Regions from separate parts of the Homo sapiens genome. Here region 1 is linked to region 2. The links are chromatin loops, found by intact Hi-C in ENCODE. Cell type or tissue: pancreas. All regions are shown on one strand.

The links. Hi-C counts contacts between places; a loop is a spot of excess contacts. Peaks named below come from ENCODE experiments on the same cell type or tissue, not always from the same donor. Only the 100,000 strongest peaks of a DNase experiment are listed, where the experiment ranks them.
Region 1: a loop joins it to region 2, with 2.9 times the contacts of the local background. A loop is called at or near these places in 62 of 110 quality-filtered maps.

Annotation. Positions count from the first base shown.
Region 1 is chr1:180,193,254-180,195,753 of GRCh38, reverse strand. QSOX1 (quiescin sulfhydryl oxidase 1) reads right to left here. Exons shown (of 12, transcript NM_002826.5): 11 at 1,362-1,541. Among named protein-coding and RNA genes, the nearest start is that of LHX4, 36 kb to the left of the region's middle. RefSeq lists enhancers at 1,713-1,882, 2,184-2,500. In pancreas, no CTCF peak of the experiment used is centred here; a DNase peak (open chromatin) is centred at 1,467.
Region 2 is chr1:180,477,262-180,479,761 of GRCh38, reverse strand. The region is part of intron 3 of ACBD6 (acyl-CoA binding domain containing 6); the gene reads left to right. Among named protein-coding and RNA genes, the nearest start is that of ACBD6, 24 kb to the left of the region's middle. In pancreas, a CTCF peak has its summit at 1,390 (motif pointing right); no DNase peak of the experiment used is centred here.

The DNA.
Region 1 (2,500 bases), 280 kb after region 2:
AGGCAGCTGCTCATGGCAATCCTTGCTTTTACCCAGCAGCAGCCCTCTGGGGTAGGGGTGGGCTCCAAGGGATAGTTGGGGGGAGACCTGAGGGGTACTTGGAAGAGTCAGGATGCTGCTGGGGCTGCAGGCTGTTGGTACCCCAGGTGGGCCCAGCCCTCTAGGCAGCCTCTGGATGAGTCCCAGAGGGTGAGCCACGGCCACCAGCCCCTCACGCAGTGTTGCCCAGGGAATGCATCAGCCCATCCCTTCTGTAGAAGCACTTCTCCTAAAGGTTTTAATAGGGGGACAAGTTGTTGACTACAAGGAAGCAGGAGCAGCAACAGCAAGTGGCATGCAAGTCAGAATGGTTACTTTGGGGAGGGGACAACAAGCAGAGTCAAGGGTCCAGTCATGAGTCATAGTGATCAGGCCTTGTGGAGGGGGCTCTCAGCTTGTGCCTGGTAATTTTGAGTTTCTTCTGAAAGGACCCCACCAGAGAGGGGAGGGAACCACCCTGCTTCTGGCCTCTCAGGGACAGGCCCAGGCTCCTGGCCCTCCAGCAGCAGCTGGGAGCCTGCCGAGGTCAAGGGGCTGAAGGGTCAAATGGAGCATTTGGTGGCAGGGGCGGGGTGGGGGAAGGAGAAGACAGGCACATGTCTTCCTTTCAAAGTTCGATAGGAGGCCCCAGGAGACCACGACCAAGTGCAGGCGCCTGCACCACCACCTGCTCCATTCAGCTCCTTTAACCTCGGCTCCGCCCTGGTCTCCCCCCCCCGGGAGGCTGTCACAGCCACGTGCACCGCTCCCTCCCGACACACAAACCGCCTCCTGTCCACAGATGGCTCCCTCCCGACCCAGCTCCCTGGAGTTTAATGTGTTTGCCTGTTAGAGCCATCAGACTCCTGATGAGGAAAAGGAAGCACCATAATGAGGGAACGCAGAGGGCAAGGCTCCCTCCTGGGAGCCGGTGCCTGGTATTTCCAGGAACGACCTGGTCTCCTCCAGCCCCTTCTCTCATCAGACCCTTCCCAGGGAGAGAGAACCCCAGCTCCCTCTGCCCTAGCAGTTTGAGTAAGGGGCCAACAGCCAGAAGACGGAGCAGGGGAGGCGGGAGAGGGACCCCAGTAGGCTAGAGAGGGGCCCTAGAGCAGGGAAAAAGTGAGCAACGGCATGGGAAGACCAGGGTCTTACAGTGTCAAAGCCTTGGCTTCCTCATGTCAAAAATGGGGCTGATGATACTGGCATTGGTTAACAGGCCTGGGCTGTGACTGAGGGGACAATGAGTGTCCCTTCCCCAAATTTTGGCCTAAGACTCCCAAGTATCCTCACCCCCTCGTCCCCCACAAGTGACTCCAGCCTTGGGGATGGTCCTTCCTTACCTGCAAGGCGAGCATTGACCCTGTTGTGGCTAGACCAGAGCCAGAGGACAGCGGCGTTGGGACTCCCCACCCGGTGCATGGAGGCAGCAGCCATCTGCTCGAAGTGGCTAGCGCAGTCTCGGCAGCCGAAGAAGTAGTGCACGTAGCCTCGGATGGCTGGGAGGACCTCCTTGGCCTTGGCTACAGGGCAGAGGAGATGCCACGCACCAGCCCTTCAGGCTGCCAGCCCCACAGCCGTTGCCTCCCCAGGCCACCCTGCCGCCCCCCATCCTGCCGTGGCCACCCCTGCACAGGTGCCACACACCCCAGCCTATGCCAGCAGAGGCCCAGTGTCCCCTTGTCTACTTCTCTACCTGCCATGGTCACTTTACAGGAGACCCCATCCCCCCAAAACTCCTAAACCTGGATCCCCTTCCCTGCCACTAACCTGGGTGCCTGTCACTCACACCCAGGACAAAGTCCACACTCCTTGGCAGGAAACTCAGGCTCTTTGTGACATGGTGAGAGAGGTCAGCAGGGGCCAGAGGGCCACCGCCCTAGCCCCTGGCCCTTCCTCCCCTGCCCACTCATGCTGCCTGTCCGACTTGCTTCCACCATGCGTCACCTCCCTCGGGCCTGGACCTGGCCTGCACATGCCCTTCCTAATCTGTCTCCATCTCTCCTCGCTCTCCCCTTCCATTCCCCCCACCCCCTCCCACCCACTGGACCCTCTGGACTGGCATCAGCAAAGACCTGTTAACCAGCCCCACTTTCTTGCTCTAACTGAAACCAGGCTCCCCGCTGAGGACACCACTCCTAATCCAACACGCCCCTCCTAAGCCCTTCACCCTCAGGCTCCAGGGCTGCTGGTGCTTGCCTCCAAGCTCGCTCCTTCCTACCGCAAACCTCCCAGGCCTTTAGAAGCCAATCTCCTGCTTTTACCCCTCCACGCAGCAGGACGTTGGCACCCTACTCTCCTCACTCCTGGCAAGGTGAGACCCGCAGCAGCCCACACCTGCCTCTCTCTCTCTCCTCTGCCTTCTCAGCTTGTTCTTCTGCACCCAGCACAGGTGCCCACCTCCCCACCACAAGGCCTCACCACACGGCCCTGGCGTTGCTCAGCCTCTGTCTCCGCTGCTGCTCGGGTTACCCCACTCCTC
Region 2 (2,500 bases):
CCCGCCTCCGCCTCAAAGTGCTGGGATTACAGGCGTACCTGCCATACTGCTTGTATTTTCCTACAAATATATGGGGTACCTGTGAAATTTTGTTACATGTATATAGTGCTGTACTGATCAAATCAGGGCATTTCGGGTATCTGTACATTTTTGTCAAGTGTAGTCCCTCTACTCTGCTATCAAACATTGAATTTATTCCTTCTTTCTTACTGTATGTTTATACCCTTTAACCCACTTCTCTTCATTTTCCCCTCTTCCCCCTACTTGCCCCTCCCAGTCTCTGTTATGTGTCTTTCCACTCTCTACCTCCATGTGATCAAATTTTTTAGCTCATATATATAAATGAGAACAAGTGATATTTGTCTTTTTGTGTCTGGCTTATTTCACTTAAGATAATGACCTCAAGTTCCATCCATGTTGCTGCAAATAACATTTCATTCTTTTTTATAGCTGCGTAATATTTCATTGTGTATATATACCACATTTTATTTATTCATTCATCCGTGATAGACATTTAGGTTGACTTTTTATCTTTGCCATTGTGAATAGTGCTGCAATAAGCATGCAAGTATTGATTTCTTTAGAGAAGAGGCTTTAAATGAGATTGATGAATATTTTGTTTGTTTTTAGAGACAAGGTCTTGCTGTGTTGCCCAGGCTGGAGTGCAGTGGTGCAATCCTAGCTCATTGCAGCCTCAAACTCCTGGGCTCAAGTGATCTTCCCACCTTGGCGTCCTGAGTAGCTGGGACTACAGGTGTGTGCCATCACACCAGCGAATTTTCTTTTTCTTTTTCTTTGGTAGAGATGGGGTCTTGCATGTTGCCTGGGCTGGTCTTGAACACCTGGGCTCAAGTGATCCTCCTGCCTTGGCCTCTCAAAGTGCTGGTGTTACAGGTGTGAACCACTGTGCCCAGCCAAATGGATATCTGAAATAGGCATTTCTCTAGTATAAACTTCTTTTTAAAAAAGGGATTTATAGGCTGGGTGTGGTGACTCATGCCTGTAATCCCAGCACTTTGGGAGGCCAAGGTGGGCAGATCATCTGAGGTCAGGAGTTTGAGACCAGCCTGACCAACATGGTGAAACCCCGTCTCTACTAAAAATACAAAAATTAGCCAGCAATGGTGGTACTGTAATCCCAGCTACTTGGGAGGCTGAGGCAGGAGAATTGCTTGAACCTGGGAGGCAGAGGTTGCAGTGAGCCGAGATTGTGCCATTGCACTCCAGCCTGGGCGACACAGCATGACTCCGTCTCAAAAAAAAAAAAAAAGAGAGATTTATAGAGCGGGAAAATTTTGCTTCAGGAACGAGGCAGAAAGTCCAAAATTCCTTGTCTAGGTTGTATTGTTCTAAGTATTATAAATTGAATTGTTGTTTAATTCAGTGGACTATAGAGGGCAGTGTTTCACAGTTTAAAGTTACTGATTTTTCTGTGAAACTAAATACACTTCAATTATGCTTATTTTGTGTATTTCTCTAATAGACACACAATAAAAACTATAAGATTAGAAATTATTTTTTAGCTGTACTTAATAAATAAAAATACATTTTAATGTAAAATTATAATAATTTCAATAAAGATAATCTTATTATCTTTACATCCCAAAATGATGTACTTTTGGGATAATAGATTAGAATTAAAAATGACTTTGTTTTCTTATTCAATCCATGTAAGTTAAGAAAAATAAGCATCATATGGTGATCTAAATTTATTAGAAAATTTAGAGAAAATTAGTATCCTGTGCAACTAAAATTTTCTTTTGCAAAAGAATTTTTTTTTTTTAAAGAGATGGAGTCTCACTATGTTGCCTAGGCTAGACCTGAACTCCTGGGCTCAAGTTATCCTCCTGCCTCATCCTTCCAAGTAGCTGGGACTACAGGTGCACACTGCCTTGCCCAGCTTGCAGAAGACTTTTTTAAGACTTCTTATTTGTGCATTAGAGCAGAATAAGCTTTTTGCAGATACAACAGTTACACATTTTAGTAGATTAATTGAATTATGATGTTAAAGCTATAGCTAAAAGAAATAATCTAGAAATAGTTTCTTTCCTGATTTTAATAAAACATTTCTGACTTATTTTAGTAAAAAAGTAACCTGTGTGTATTAGTTGGGAATTAAGAACTAGAACTGCATTTTATCTGTTTTTTAAATTATAAGGAGATTATTTTTTCTACTGAAAAAAAAATTCGTTCTAATGATAAACTCTATTATGACATGTTTTGTTACTAGGAACAGAGATTGATTATATTTTGGGCCAAATTTATTAACCTCCATATAGAGGTAATTTTCAGTACAGAAAAGCATGGTGTGTTATTAAAAACATTTAATGGTCTATCCTACTGACTTTATAAAGAGTTATGCAATATTTAGGAACTGTAGGATTCTTAATGCTTGTGTGTATGCTCTTATATGTGTGTATGTGTTTGTTAGTGGTCCCTGTTTGTGGTTTAAAAATGTATAGCAGTCCTCCCTGATCTATAGTTTTGCTTTCTGAGGGGT